Regions from separate parts of the Mus musculus genome. Here region 2 is linked to region 1. A link is a loop called in an ENCODE intact Hi-C map of the cell type or tissue named here. Cell type or tissue: gastrocnemius. All regions are shown on one strand.

The links. A loop is a pair of places that touch in the nucleus more often than their neighbours do. Peaks named below come from ENCODE experiments on the same cell type or tissue, not always from the same donor. Only the 100,000 strongest peaks of a DNase experiment are listed, where the experiment ranks them.
Region 2: a loop joins it to region 1, with 11 times the contacts of the local background. A loop is called at or near these places in 36 of 42 quality-filtered maps.

What each region holds. Positions count from the first base shown.
Region 1 is chr1:135,102,127-135,110,126 of GRCm38, reverse strand. Lgr6 (leucine-rich repeat-containing G protein-coupled receptor 6) reads left to right here and starts at 4,851. Exons shown (of 18, transcript NM_001033409.3): 1 at 4,851-5,198. The coding sequence starts at 4,987. It also overlaps the pseudogene Ptprv. In gastrocnemius, CTCF peaks have their summits at 1,302 (motif pointing right) and 3,970 (motif pointing right); DNase peaks (open chromatin) are centred at 1,311, 4,000, 4,905 and 5,032; H3K4me3 peaks cover 1,175 bases.
Region 2 is chr1:134,985,429-134,993,428 of GRCm38, reverse strand. Lgr6 (leucine-rich repeat-containing G protein-coupled receptor 6) reads left to right here. Exons shown (of 18, transcript NM_001033409.3): 17 at 2,744-2,824; 18 at 5,238-7,076. The coding sequence ends at 6,493. Among named protein-coding and RNA genes, the nearest start is that of Ube2t, 27 kb to the right of the region's middle. In gastrocnemius, a CTCF peak has its summit at 3,864 (motif pointing left); DNase peaks (open chromatin) are centred at 3,859 and 5,635; H3K4me3 peaks cover 804 bases.

The sequences.
Region 1 (8,000 bases):
GAGAGCCCAGCTGATAACATGCTGGCAGCCTCACTCTTCCCTGTGAGACGATGCTGAGCCTGCAGCCCTGCTTGATTATTTGTGCTTCCCTGCCTGGGGTTGGGGCTGGGTCCTAGGGGCTTATAGCACAGATGGACTATGGTCAGGAGACTCCTTAATCCCTGGGAACCAACAAACTGTGCTCTGCAGGGTGGGCCGTCTGGTCGCGACCATGTGGTGCTGACTGGCTCGGCCGGACCAAAGGAACTCTGGGAAATGGTGTGGGAACATGGCGCCTATGTGCTTGTCTCCCTGGGTCTGCCTGATACCAAGGAGAAGGTGAGGCGAGTGGAGGGACAGTATGTGTTGCTCCAGGAACGGGGCGGGGAGAGGAGTAGTATATGGTGTTGTTTGCTGTTCAGCTAGGGCATGGGTGGAAATTTTGGAAGCTGACTGTTTTGGTCCTAGCCACAAGACATCTGGCCAATGGAGATGCAGCCTATTGTCACAGACATGGTGACAGTGCACAGAGTGGCTGAGAGCAACACAGCTGGCTGGCCCAGTACCCTCATCAGAGTTATACATGTAGGTGTTGAGATCTCAGGGCTTGGGGCAGAGGGCAGTGATATGAGAATCCCATGCTGACTTCCCTCTGCCACCCTCCTGGAGCACTAATGCTGGTATTGCCCTTCCTCCAGGGGGACAGTGGGACGGAAAGGCAGGTTCAATGCCTGCAGTTTCCACACTGCCAGACTGGGAGTGAGCTCCCAGCTAACACCCTACTGACCTTCCTTGATGCTGTGGGCCAGTGCTGCTCCCGGGGCAATAGCAAGAAGCCAGGGACCCTGCTCAGTCACTCCAGGTGCCATCGACAAACGTCATGTGTTAACTTGGGTTATGGGTCAAAGGGTCTCCCAAGGCTCCGTCTCTTCTGCTCCATTTGCAGGGATTTGGTAGGGCTCTCTCTAGCCTGGCTGGCCAATCAAGTGCCTAGCATTATTTCCTAGTCCTTAGAACTAATCTTGGTTTCCCCATGTGCCTGGACACTACCCCATCTCCAGAGGTCCCACATCTAACTCTAGGTCACTTACAGCAAGGTCACATACCAGCTGGGCACCTTCTTGGCTATGGAACAGCTGCTACAGCAAGCAGGGACCGAGCGCACAGTGGATGTCTTCAGTGTGGCCCTGAAGCAGACACAGGCCTGTGGCCTTAAGACCCCAACGCTGGTGAGAGGCAAAGAGGGAGGGGCTTACTGTGAAAGGGATCAAAGACAGGCCTGGTCTTGTCCCAGCCACAGATGACTATTAGGTTACCACATCCAGGTCACCACTAGGTGGCTCTGTGGACCACCGTGCCCTGTCCAGAAGGAGTAGGGGTTAGGAGAACCCTGGGAGCCTTCTCTGTCAGGTTTGGGCAAGTAGGTAAGGTTTCTTGCCTGTGTCTAACCAGGAGCAGTATATCTACCTCTACAACTGTCTGAACAGCGCATTGAGGAACAGGCTGCCCCGAGCTAGGAAGTGACCTGTGCCCTGCTAGGCATCACGTTCCAGCAAATCCACCCAGGCCTGGCTTCCCCAGGAGAACAGATCTATCGGCCTCACGCTGTCAAAGGGCAGAGTCTGGGAATAAAGAGACATGGTCAAACTCATGGTTGTGTCTGCTTCTGCATCCTTCAATCTAGGGCATGGGTGACAGCCGGAGCTTGGTCTAGCTAAGCCTGTTGGCTAAAGCTGGCATACTCTTGACTATTCCCAGCTATTCCCTGTTCTCTAACCTTCTGCTTTTCCAGTGTATTCAGACATCAAACTTTCTACCTGTCTTAGTTACGGTTTCCATTGCTGTGAACAGACACCATGACCAAGGTAGCTCTTATAAAGGACATGATTTAATTGGGGCTGGCTTACAGGTTCAGAGGTTCCGTCCATTATCATCAATGTGGTTCGCATGGCGGTGTTCAGGCAGGCATGGCACTGGAGGAGCTGAGAAATCTACATCTTGTTTCAAAGATAAACAGAGAACTGGCTTCCAGGCAGCTAGGATGAGGGTCCTTAAAGCCTATGCCCACGGTGACACACTTCCTCCAACAAGGCCATATCTCCAAATAGTGCCACTCCCTGGGCCAAGTATATTCAAACTACTCCTAACATCCTGCGATGCTGAGCCCTATTTACTTATTGTTCTTTCTCCATTTTTCTCATCTGCCACTGGACCCCCTTGTCTATCTCCAGGGGCTATCCTCAGTCACTGTAGGCTCCTTGCCAGAGTAGAGGTGCTAATGCCACACTGTGACCCTTAAGTAAGGAACCAGGGGTGGCTCTGGTTGAACCTGTCAAGTTTCCCCCATTCCTGCACTGTCTTCCTTTCTTTTATACAGGCCACGCCCATGGCAGCAGTAGCCAGGTTTCTCATTGGCTAACTTGGTTCTTAGCCGTATGCAAGGGTCCGATGGTCTGCTTCGGTGAAGAAGTGGAAGGAAAGCTTTATGGGTCCTGGGAGGTAGTCAGTTTGTAGAATTCTTGCCTTGTATGCATGATATCCCGGTCCAGGGTTTGATCCCCTAATAGCGCATAGACTATGCATGGTAGCCCATGACTGGAATCCCAGCACTCAGGATGTAAAGACAAGAAGATCCGAACTCAAGATCATCCTTAGCTACATAGCAAGGGTGAGGCTAGCCTGGGCTACAGGAGATCCTGACTCAAGAAACAAAAGTAACAAAAAAACCCTAAGTAACAAAAGGGGGCGCTGGGCTGTCAGAAGCTCAATGGGCACCAGTGCTTGGTGCCAAACCTGATAACCTGGGCTCAATCTCTGGGACACATATGGTGATGGAGAGAATGGACTCCCACCGATTGGTCTCTGGTTACATACTTACGTCATGTGCCATGGCACATGTGCCCATGCTACCCTTACACAAAATGTGTGTGTGTGTGTGTGTGTGTGTGTGTGTGCCTGCATGTATGTCTGTGTGAGAGTGTCAGATCTTGGAGATACAGTTGTGAGTTGCCACGTGGTTGCTGGGAATTGAACCTGTGTCCTCTGGAAGAGCAGTGCTCTTAACCACTGAACCGTCTCTACAATCATACCCATACACAAGACAAGTGTACTTAAAAAAAAAGTGGGGCTTTCTACTAGCGAGGAGCTTTCCCAAAGTGAGAATGGGTTCTTGTGACCCCCTAGGACTGAACATTAATGTTTTCTTCAGTACTGCATTTCTCAGGAGTCCAAGGGTTGGCCCCAGAGTGACTCTCCATCCTGTGGGCAGGCTGGACACTCAGCTCTGAGTTGCCCAAGCCCACTTCAGAAGGCTGCTCCAGAGGTGGAAAGGGGCCCAAGTGTGATTTTCCAGCTTTGGCTGGGGACTTGGAGCAGCATGAATGGTGTGTGTGTGTGTGTGTGTGTGTGTGTGTGTGTGTGTGTGTGTATGAGGGGTTAGAGCCAAGGTGAAGGCAAGGGGTAAGCGAGAGTAAATACAGAGGGGGCTTCTGCTTGCAGGTCTGTGTGGCTGTGGAGGGACCTTCTTACAGGCTCATCTTGTAGTTCTATCACAGCTGCGGCTGGAGCCCTGGAAGCACAGCACAGTTCTTTTGGCTTCTTGGTCTGACTATGCAGCTTCCCCTCTGCGGGCCCTGCGGCGTCCGCAAAGATAGAGAGGGGTTGATGAAGTGTTTGGGATATAGAAGTAAAAGGTGGAGGGTATCTTGGCTACCTCCGTGTGGTCCTCATGGACCATGGGGATCAAACTGCTCCCAACTTGGTCTAGTTCCATCCTGGGGCTTGGCTCAGGGAAAGATCTGGAGACCAGAGAAAGCAAAAGGACACGTGAAGGAAGCACTGCTAGCCCAGGCTGGCCTAAGAAGAGAGCTGAGTCTTGACTCCAGTTTTAGCCACTATTGCCCTTGCTCTCCAAGGTCCTGGGATTATAGATGGATTATAGATGGAATCGGGCCCTTAAGGTGCTTGAGCTGCATCTGTAGTACTGGGCCTCCAGGTGGCGCCAATCAGCCGACTCGCTGGCAAGCTCTGGCAACCAGCTGTGCGGAGGGCAGCCCCTCTGCTGTCCTGGGTCCCGAGATCAAGGTTCAGGGTGATCTCTAGACCTTAGATCTTATAGTCTACATGAGTTCATTTCCATGCCCTGTGCATCAGGTGGAATCTACGCCAGTTGCTTGGTGTTGAGGAGTGGCTCCTCAATGAGGGGGCCCCTCCTCATTCCTACTACCAACCTGCGACCACGTCCTTCCTCCTTGAGACCTTCTTCCTTCCCTGGTCGGAATGGGTGTAAAGGAGTGATCTGGGCACTAGTTCTGAGGCTGTCCCCAACTGCCGTGTGACCTTGAACATCTCTTTCTCTCGGGTCTCTTTTCCCATCAGCCTAAAATCTGGTAGTGGGGCTCAAGTCTGTGGAACTCTCTTTTGTTGTTGTTTTTTTGTTTTGTTTTGTTTTTTGTTTGTTTGTTTCTCCCCTGATGGTCTCTGGTCCCTTGAGACCCTGTGGCTGTTCCCAAAGTCAAAAAGAATTCGACCCCATAGGCCCAGCTCTGGGGCACCCTTTCTAAACAAGTGCAGGTCTCTGATGTGCTGGCCCTTCCTAGCTTTCTTTGGGTTTCTTTGCTTTCTTCACCGCCCCTCTCCTACCCCACGCCCCCGATGAAATTCCTGCCAGCTGGGAAGGAAGGAGGGAAGGGGAGCGAGCCACAGCGTAGAAAGTTTCCTTGACTCCTCCTCCCAGCCCCCCCACCCCACCCCCGTGTCTCCCTCCCTCGCCAAGCCCAGCCTGTGAAACTGAATAACGAAGATCACTCAACAATGCCTGCCCCTCTCTGACTGCACCGTCCCGCCGCCGCTGCCGCCGCCGCGCCCAAGCCAAGTCGAGCGGGGGCGTTGCCCACCGACGGCGCAGCCCTCGGGCCCGCCCGGGACCAGGAGGTGAGCCGCGCGCGCACAACTCCGTGCGCTCGCCCGTCTGAGCGCCCGCCAGGTGCCCCGCAGCCCGCCGCCGAGATGCACAGCCCGCCTGGGCTCCTGGCGCTGTGGCTTTGCGCTGTGCTGTGCGCATCGGCGCGCGCGGGCAGCGACCCCCAGCCTGGCCCGGGGCGTCCCGCCTGCCCGGCTCCCTGCCACTGCCAGGAGGACGGCATCATGCTGTCCGCTGACTGCTCCGAGCTCGGGCTCTCAGTGGTGCCTGCGGACCTGGACCCCCTGACGGCTTACCTGTGAGTACTCACCTGCTGGTACCTGTTATTCGTAATGGCCGCCTGCCCCGCAAACACTCGTTTGGTGCCCTTGGACATGCGCATCCCCAAGAGGGCTCTTCCTTTTCCAAGAGTGAAGGACTGGGAAGCTAGTCTTAGAACTTGGGAAACTGAGGCAAGAAATGAGCCTAGGCCTCCCTGCTACCTTTCCCAGGTGTTTCTCCCCCACCCCTATGGGCTTAATGTGGGACCTGGTGAAGTGCAGTGTGAACGCCAAGCAAGAAAGTGGTGTGTGTGTGTGTGTGTGTGTGTGTGTGTGTGTGTGTGTGTGTGACAGTATATTCTTTTGCTGTCCTCCTCAGAAGAACACTGCCCAGGATTGATGAAGGCAAAAGTTAGTGCTCTGTTAGGAGGTGAGGGAAGTTTGCCCTGGTAGGGATGAAATGGGTTCTTCCACCACAGCAGGAAGCGGCACTGCCCCACTGAGGCAGGGGGCTTTGGTGAAGGGTCCACGCAGCTCTCCTCTCCTTAGTTAGGGACTCTGCCAGTACCATCTTCTTGTGTGGAGGTCTCCTACCCCCTCCCCAGGCCTCCCTGAAGTCTTGTCCCAGGAGGCTGTGTTAGAGACACTAATTTGTGGGCAGGCTTCAAGACTGAAAACCAGAGAACCATTTTTAGAGTCTGAGTTGGGGTGAGGTGGTGCACGAAGGGGACCCTATTGGGGGTAGCCGGCTCAGAATCGGGAGAGCCGGAAGCTGTAGCTGATCACTACCTGGGCAGGAGTGGGTGGGAGCATAGCCCGGACCTCTTGGCCCTGACCCCTGCTGCAGGGAGAGGAAACCCCCTGGCCTCCCCTGCTATCCCTTAGAAGAAGGAGAGAAGGTGGGAAGATCTGGGTAGAAAGTCTGGCCAGAGCTCCCTCAGGCCTGAGAGAGGCTCTCTCGGCTTTGGGATCCTAGAATTGAGGATCGCTGAGGAAGAGGCAGCCGGGCTTGTTCCCAGAGGCTCGGCAATAGAGCTGGTGGGGCCAGGGTGCGATGAGAGGGTGGTGTCCTGGTAAAAGTGGGGGATCCTGAACTAGTGCCCCTTGTGGGGCTCCTTCCATATCGCGATTACCTCCCCGCCCCCATATCCTTCTTCACTCCAAAAGAAACAGTTGTGGGAACAGAAACACCCATATTCCAGAAGGACAAACCAAGTCCTGTACAGCCCCTAGGGGTGATGGGAGAGGTGGGCACAGGTATTCACAGCAGAGCTGTGAGGGTGCCCAGCACCAAGCAGAGAGCAGCAGGTCTGGGCCCACCGCCATCACACCCCAGAAATTCCATTTCTAGCAGTTTAATACATTAGGGGTCTATGACACTGTTTCTTTGGAAGACAGGGAAGATGGCTAAAAAGACTTTAGAAATAACTTCTATTCAGCCTTCCAGGACAGCAGAAAAGAGGCCTCTTGCCTGTGTTAAAGGAACAGAGAGGACACAGGACCTTTCAGAGGGTGGCAGGTCAGGCCACATTTCTCAGCAACCAAAATTTTCTAGAGTAATCTGTGGACTTTTTTTTTTTTTTTTTTCCTGGCAGGGCTTGGGAATAAGGATAGAGTTTCACTTTGGGGATCCAAGTATTCCACGTTCCATGGTGACAACAGTTCCGTGACACTTTGACCCAGTGCCCTCTGATATGCGGGGTATCTTTGGGTTAGAAGAGGTGAAGGTTTCTGAGCTCTTCCTGAGTCTTTGTGGGTGTCAAGGAAGCCTTTGAGTTTCCGAGGGTAGGAGAAGGGAGTCACGGGTGTGGGTCCTGGGTGATCCGGAGATTTTTTTCAGCAATATACACAGCGTTGCAGAGAGCTGGAAAGACCCATCCTCCTGCCTGGGCTGTGCAGGGGTCCCAGTGGGGGGTGGAGGAGGGGCTTCTACTATCTGTAGATAGCTCAGAGGTGGAGCCTTCCCTCTTTGCTTTCTCAGGGGAGCTGCGAGGACATTTTACATCTCTCTCTCTCTCTCTCTCTCTCTCTCTCTCTCTCTCTCTCTCTCTCTCTGTGTGTGTGTGTGTGTGTATCTATGTTGGTGTGCACATGTCTGCAGGTACATGTTCAGTGTGTGTGGAGGCCAGGGGTCAACCGCAGGTGTCACATCTCAGGAGCTGTCCCTTTGGTTTGGTTTTGTCTTTGTTTTTTGAGACAGTGTCCCATGCTAACCTGGAGCTCATTGAGTGATCTAGGCGGGGAGTCCCAGGGATCTGCTCATATTCCTCACCTGGCGCTGGGGAATGACCAAGTGCACACCACCATTTCTGACTCTTTTTGCATGAACTCTGGGGAATGACCAAGTGCACGCCACCATTTCTGACTCTTTTTGCATGAACTCTGCAGGTAGAAACCAGATCTTCATGCCTGTGCATCACACACATCACTGTTCTGAGCTATCCTTCTAGCTCTGCAAAGGCCTTGGAAGGTAATGAGAGACAGATCATGAGAAGGAGCCAGGCAGGGATATCTTGGGACCCTGTCCCTTCTTGGCAGTATTAGGACCTGCTGGCGGGCCACAAAAGACATCCTGGGTCCCTTTTAGTGCTTCCTTGACAGAATTTCAGTATAAAACTACTTGGCCTCTGCTTCCCACCCGGGGATAGTAAGGATCCTTCCTAGCCAGTACCTGTCATGAAGTGGCTGCCTCCACCTCCCTCCATTCCTGTTCCCAGGGAGACCGAGAGTCTTTATGTCTATTTATTTGACACACAAGTCCAAAACCCACGAACAGTCTGGGGCCCAATGCCAGCCCTGTTTGATCAAAGTTAGGAGTCATTCATTTATACACAGTACTT
Region 2 (8,000 bases), 120 kb after region 1:
CTGATGTCCTTTGCCTCCGTTCTTCCTGTGAGTTCAAGTGTGAAATTTAAGTGGCCACCGAGCACATGGCCCTGCTGAGTGAATAGGTTGTCTTGAGTCAAATATATATATATTTTCTTTTTCTGGAAGAGTTGGGGGTAAAAACAAAGTTGGATGTAGGTAGCTGATGTGTGTGTGTGTGTATGTGTGTGTGTGTGTGTGTGTGTGTGTGTGAGAGAGAGAGAGAGAGAGAGAGAGAGAGAGAGAGAGAAAGAGAGAGAGAGAGAGGTTCTGAGGGGTTATCTATAAAGTATGTCTTGGGAGAAGGGAACGAAGGCTGATTTCCTCTCCCCAGGCCCTGTGTTCCCACCACAAGTACAGTTAGGATAGAGAAAGGAGTCCTGCCTGTTGAGATTTAATTTTTCATCTTGAACTTCTCCTAGTGTCTCAGAGAAGCTGAACAGGAAAAATTAAATCTAAAGCTGGGTGTGGTGCTGCCACACACACCAGGAATCCAGCAGGTCCATGGGGAGGGTAGGAAGTTCAGGTGTTTGAAGTTATCATAATCTACATAATCGGGTTAAGGCTAGTCCGGGCTACATGAGGCTCACTTACAGCATCTCATGCTGGTGTTATAGTGTAGACAGAACTCAGTCCAAGCCCAGTGACACCATGTTCCATTTGGGTTCCCTTCGACATATTTTAGGCTGACCTTAACTTCCTTATCTCTCAGTAAAAACAGATCATACATTTCTCAGTGGTTGTGAGGAAGGACTGGAGGGTTCCATGCAAGGCAAAGTATGTTAGTCCAGTGGAGACAGTGTCACTGTATAATCCAGAACCCAGATTGTGGAATACAGTCAAATCCTGTAGTGCCCGGGGAATCTCTGAGAACATCCCTCCTAGTGAATGGAAACAGGTCAGAAGCATCTCCCAAAGAGTGTACAGACTCCCAAGAGGAGGAGGAGGAGGAGCCCGGCAACTGCAGGGCCAGCAGACAGCTATCCCCCAGGGACAGTCCCGGATGTCTGCTGCATACTCCTTGGGGGAGTAAAAGGGGGCTGGAAAGAGAAATGGAAATTTTCCTTCCACAAGGTGAAACTTTCCGCTGGGTTTAGGTCTTGGAGAACCACGGGCCTGTTGAGTTAGTGGGCTGCCTGCTGCCTGTAACAGGAGCTGGGGCAGGGCCCCCTACTTCCTGTGAAAGCAAAGGAGCAGAAAGAAAGCCAGGAGCTGCTGTTGCAGCCAGATTCGATTTCCTCCTCATTTGAAGAGTGGTTACTTAACACCTTGGCCGTGACTTTCCCAGCTCAGACGGTCTGTAGGTCTCACCTCTTGTATTTCATTCAGGCATTTTGATTTTAAAGAGTCACTGAAATCCTTTCTGGAGCAAGTGGGCAGGTGGGGAATGAAAGGTAGAGGAGGAAAAGGAAATGCCAGGACACAGTGGGGACACTCTGGCCTTCCACCCGCCCTGAAGCTGGCTAGGTCAAGGGCAGCTCCACAATATTCCAGTCTTCTGGGAAACTCCTAGCAGATGCTTACCTGTGTAAGCGGGGAGGAAAGGGCTACACAGGAACCTGACTTTGTGAGCCAAAGATGGGGGAGGCCAAGCAAAGTCATCCACTTCTTCTCCTGTGATGGAGGGAGCTGATAAGATCTCAGACATCAGCCTCAGTGCAGAAACCGTGTGTGTGTGTGTGTGTGTGTGTGTGTGTGTGTGTGTGTGTGTGTGTGTGTATATAGATTTATGTGGCTATAGGGCACGTCTTCCTCTATTGCTTTCCACCTTATGTTCTAAGACTAGGCCTTCCACTGAGGCCAGAGATCACGGATTGGCTAGACTGATTGGCTGGGAGATAGAGGGATCCTCCTGTCTCCCTCAACCCCAGCCTCCCCATCTCAACCCCGTCCTCTCCATCTGTGGGTCCCACCTGTGCTAGGGCACAGATGCATGCCACTGTGCCTGGCTTTCATGTGTCTGCTGAGGCTCTGAACTCAAGTCTTCATGTTTGCTATTGAGAAAGGTTTCATGTAGCCCAGACTTACTTCACACTTGCTTTGTAGGTGAAGATGACCTTGAACTCCTGAACTCCCTCTACCTAACAAATCCTGAAATCACAGGCATGTCCTCCCATGCCCAGCATCAACATTCCTCCTCCTCCTCCCACCACCACCTCTTTCTCCCCCCCCACCCCCGGCTGTCTTTGATCTCACTCTCTAGACCAGACTGGCCTTGAACTCAGAGAAATCCACCTGCCTCAGCCTCCCCAGTGCTGGGACTCAAGGCATGTACCACTTTCTCCCAGTTTCCAACATTCTTCTTCATGTGCGGTGTTCATAATAGGACATGGAACAGCAATGATAGGCTAGCTCGAGGAGGAACTATGTAACCACGGGACAGTTTGAAGAAGAACTGTGTCATCACTAGCTCTCTTTATTAGATCAGCCACGAGCCACACTCTGTGTAGCACTCATGGGCTAAAGATGACTAGGCACAAGGAAATGCAGAATAGCGGAGAGTGAAATGTCCCTTGCAGAGAACTAGATGTATACAATACCCGCAAGTGGAGAACATGTAGCTGTCCAAATGCTGGCACCCAAGAGTAGAAATAGCAGGGCTGTTGAATAAGCAGTGTTGAACAGTTAGATAGAGAGATAGCAGCTTAAATAAAAGACATTAACTTTTGTCAGTTAAAAGTGGAGCTTTAATGGCAGACACAGACACCCAGAACTCTAGACATATTCTGTCTTCCCTTCTTAGATGACCTAGACCTGGATGAGCTCCAGATGGGGACAGAGGACTCAAAGCCACACCCCAGTGTCCAGTGCAGCCCTGTTCCAGGTGAGATGGAGCTGGAGGGCTGGGGGGCTGGGGAGCAGACACCCGATTGCCTGGGTGAGAAACCACTTTAGCGTGTCTACAGTCTATGTTGCAGATATTTTCTTTGCCCAAAGCTCAACCTGCGGGGGTGAGGTGGGGTATAATCCCTGTCAGGAGGGGTTGGAATTTTTTTCTCTTGGTGTCTATACAGGGGAAGCAGCAGGGTTGGGAAAGGTCAAGCAGCCTTCCCAATTCAGCCAAATCAAAGGTTATGCATCTAGGAGTAAGTTGTTCTCATGGGAGAGAGAAGAAGAGAAGTGAGGGATGTCTTGATGTCATTGCTGGGGCTACTTTTTGAGCATGCCCTCAAACACACACACATACCACAGACTCATAGGGCCAGGAGAAGCTCTGAAAGATCACCTGCTCTATCCCGAGAAGAGTGAAATCTCTTTACTAACGTCTTCTAGAGTGGAACAATTTTGGATAATTCCTAAAGTACTTCCTTAGAGCCAGGAAAGCCTCCTCTGGAGTCTAACCTGGGGCCATGAGAGCCAGGTTGCTGGAAAGAAAGGGGAGGGGCTCTTTTTTCTTGATGCCAAACAACCTAAGTTTTTCATTTGTTCGATTTTAAGTGAGTAGAGTCCCTTCCCTGTGTATAAAATGTGAACGGAGCCAGGAATGGTAGTGTGTGCCTTTAATCCCAGTACTCAGGACACAGAGGCACACAGATCTCTAAGTTTGAGGCCAGCCTGGTCTACGTCTCGAGTTCCAGGACATCCAGAGCTACATAGTGGGGACCTGTCTCAAAAAAGCCAAACCAAAACATTAAAACACCAGCAGGCCATGCCAGAAGACAGCACAGTGCTGTGTGGGCCAAGAGATGTTCAAAATAAACACAAAATTACAAACAGTTAGCTGTTTTTATTTCATCCCACCTTCGTTTTCCAGATTTCCAGATTTCTTTGGCTTAAAACCTTTCTTTGCCCAGAAAGCTTTCAGCCTTGACCTTGCTTCTGACAAGCTTTTAGCGCTTAGCGGCAAAGTGCACCCTCTAGTGGTGGATGAGGGAAAGAAGCAGACGTGTATTTTGCTAGGAAACCGGTGCTTCAGTGGCTCTGCCTCGAGAATTTCATGTCTGAAAATCAGCAACAAACAAGGATGAGGTGAAAGAGAAAGTTCTGGAAAACAAGGTCCAACTTGAACTTGCTTTTAAAATAGCTCACACAAATTGTCAGATAAATTGATGCGGAATAGTTATACAGCCATTAAAAATATGTGGGGTCTTTTTTTGTTTTGTTTTGTTTTGTTTTTTGAGATTGTAAGGGAGCATGCAAAGCTTAATTTAAGGAGAATAAAATCCCAACTTATTTTAAATATATATATAAAACCTAAAAGGAAATATGCCAAAATAAGGAGTTCTATTTGAGAGGTGAGGCCATACAGTTTAAATTTTGCCATGCTATATTTTCAAATTTCCACCTATTATTTCATAATCAGAAAAATGTTTTCTAAAATAGCTCCCACAGAAATCTGTTAAATTCCCCAGCCACCTAGCAATACATTGAAAAACAAGTCTAGAGCCAAAGGAAATGAAGAAATACTATGCCCAAAAGTTACAAGGTGACTTAAGAATAGCATTGGGGAAAGAGATGGAAAGACGCCAGGATCTGACCAATCTACTCTGGGGTCCAGTTGGAAAATTTGAGAAGTTCAAAGTATTTTTTCTTTGTTTTTAGTTAGGGTCTCACTATCATCTCAGGCTAGCCTCACACACATCCCCTCCTGCCTCAGCTCCCTAAGTGTTGAGATTATAGATGGGAACTGCTATACTTGGCAAAGTTTTCTATATTTCGATTATGCCCTTTGTCTTCCAAATACTGATTGCACGATAAACATGAAGTGTACTCAAAGCAAGGGAGAACCAGCCTAATAAGTCTACTCAGGACTTCTCGACCAACCGTGGAAATGTCAATGATGGCTTGGGCAGAGTCACCACCATAAAGTAGTTGACTCTGGACAGCGCCTCACTCTGCCTTTGCTCTCGCCTGAACGTCTCTTCGCTTCTGTCGGACAGTTTGTTCCTTCTATCTCTCCAAATCGTGTTCCTTTAGGAAGACTAAATTTCTTAGCATTTCCTCGGGTCTGGGTTTGCACTGCATCACGCATCTATTTCTGTGTATTTTTCTTCCCAGCTTCCTCTTAGTTCTCCCACCCCATTTTCGGGAGGTTTTTTTTTTTTTTTTTTCCTTTCGGGAGGTTTTTGTTTTGTTTTTGTTTTTTCGAGTTTTCAAGTCTCTATTTCTGAGACAGAAATTCTCTCCTGTTGGTCTCCTTTGAGTTAGGAGTTGTCTGATCATGGCTTTACCAGTGAGCTGGGTTCTGGCAGCTCTGGCTCTGGGCTTACATCTATCTCTGCTCCTCTCTCACACAGGCCCCTTCAAGCCCTGCGAGCACCTCTTTGAGAGCTGGGGCATCCGCCTTGCTGTGTGGGCCATCGTGTTACTCTCCGTACTCTGTAACGGGCTGGTGCTGCTGACAGTCTTTGCCAGCGGACCCAGCCCGCTGTCCCCCGTCAAGCTTGTGGTGGGTGCGATGGCAGGCGCCAACGCCCTGTCGGGCATTTCCTGTGGTCTCCTGGCCTCGGTGGACGCCTTGACCTATGGTCAGTTCGCTGAGTATGGAGCCCGCTGGGAGAGCGGTCTGGGCTGCCAGGCTACGGGCTTCCTGGCTGTCCTGGGTTCAGAGGCGTCGGTGCTGCTGCTCACACTGGCGGCCGTGCAGTGCAGCATCTCCGTGACCTGCGTCCGAGCCTACGGGAAGGCGCCGTCGCCTGGCAGCGTCCGCGCAGGCGCACTGGGATGCCTGGCGCTGGCCGGGCTGGCCGCAGCACTGCCGCTGGCCTCGGTGGGAGAGTATGGCGCCTCCCCACTCTGCCTGCCCTACGCCCCACCCGAGGGCCGGCCGGCTGCCCTGGGCTTCGCTGTAGCCCTGGTGATGATGAACTCGCTCTGCTTCCTGGTGGTGGCCGGCGCCTACATCAAGCTCTACTGTGACCTGCCACGGGGTGACTTTGAGGCCGTGTGGGACTGCGCCATGGTGCGCCACGTGGCCTGGCTCATCTTTGCAGATGGCCTCCTCTACTGCCCCGTGGCCTTCCTCAGCTTTGCCTCTATGCTGGGCCTCTTCCCTGTCACCCCCGAGGCTGTCAAGTCAGTCCTTCTGGTGGTGCTGCCTCTGCCTGCCTGCCTCAACCCACTGCTCTACCTGCTCTTCAACCCTCACTTCCGGGATGACCTTCGGCGGCTCTGGCCAAGCCCTCGGTCCCCAGGGCCCCTAGCCTACGCTGCAGCCGGTGAGCTGGAGAAGAGCTCCTGCGACTCCACCCAAGCGCTGGTGGCTTTCTCAGATGTGGATCTTATTCTGGAAGCTTCTGAGGCTGGGCAGCCTCCTGGGCTAGAGACCTATGGCTTCCCTTCAGTGACCCTCATCTCCCGACATCAGCCGGGGGCTACCAGGCTGGAGGGAAACCATTTTGTAGAGTCTGATGGAACCAAGTTTGGGAACCCACAACCTCCCATGAAGGGAGAACTGCTGCTGAAGGCAGAGGGAGCCACTTTGGCAGGCTGTGGCTCTTCCGTGGGTGGAGCCCTCTGGCCCTCTGGCTCTCTCTTTGCCTCTCACTTGTAAATATCCCTCTCTGTTTGTCCTCTTCCCGTCCAATGATGGCTGCTTATAAAAGAAAGACAACTCCAACTCCATAGCAAGATGGCCAACACCTCTGACTCCATTGTTCTCTCTCCACGACCCCTAACCAATGAGTGCTTCCAAGTCTTGCTTTGTCTTGGCCTTCAGCTTCACTTTCACCCTGGGCCTTCTCTGTCCAATCCAATACTTCTGACAGAGGCCTGGGAAATTTGCATAGGAGAAAGGAGAAAAGCAAAAGACAGTGAAGGTTATGGGGCCCTGACAGAGCCATGATCAGTAAGTGCAGAGTGATGGGGAGGTCTCACAGAGCATGACACTGGAAGACAACTACCAAAGACATTGGAGAGTCTCCCCTGTGACATATAGAATATAAAATGTGTTTTGTGTTCCATTAATCTTGACCTATGCTGTGCCAAAGTGCTTCCTGTTAAAATACACTTTGGAAGACATTGCATATTATGTCCCTTTCTTAGAGTCATGGGGTCATGTTAGTGTCTAAAAGGTCCTGAGAATTAGGACTTTTTGGCTTAATTACTACAGCAATTAAACTTAATTATTTGATGATACCTATATATTTGCTTTTCATGAAACACTTACAAATCTCTCATAGAACTTTATGGTTTTTCTCCCGGGGAATCATCTTCATACCATGGAGTACTACCCTATGACATCATAAGATGCCACCCTCTTTCAAAGCCCCTATGAAGCCAACCTGGGGTGAAGTGCCAGAGGTGACTGATGATCCGTCATCCAGGACAGATTTTGCATTCTGCTCCCCTCCCCACCTCACTTATCCTACTGGAACAGACACCTGGAGGAGCCTGCCCCATCTCCAAGGTGGGGCGGGGGGAAAGAGACCTTGATGTGTTCCCACACCACACCGACCCCAAGCAGTAATGAAATTTCTGCCCTCAGCAAGACAGGATTCTCAGGTCCTGGTAAGATATACACTGAGAAGTCTGTGGTTCTCTGGGCTTCCCCGAACTCTATGCTAACTTTGTATGGTTTTACATTGTATGCATCTCACTATGGCCTGGACCTCTCTTCTCATCCCAATCCTGTTACTGGTAGGGATGGAAAACCCAAGAGAAGGGATATTTGTATTGTGAATATTGCATTTTAGGGAGTGCTGTGGCTATCTGGGACTCCTGGATGCCCCCAACAGGCCTTTGATTCTTCTGCCTCTCTCCTCTTGATCTTTCTTACCCTCTGCTTCCCCAAGTGCAGTTGAGGTTCTATGCAGTGCCTCCGCCTCACTCCAAACACGGGAATTCAATCTCAGAGAGAGGAGGTAACAAGTGGGGAGAAGCCAAGACTCAGCAATAGACGATAATTGCTCCTGGGATTGCCCCCAACACCATTTACCTAGAAAGGACCAAGTTTGGATCCTGAAGCCCAGTGGAGCACCATTCTCTGCCTGAATCCTGTTGTGATCCCTAGCCAAGTCCTCTTTCCAAAAACTCCACCTTTAAAACAAGCTGAGAAGGCC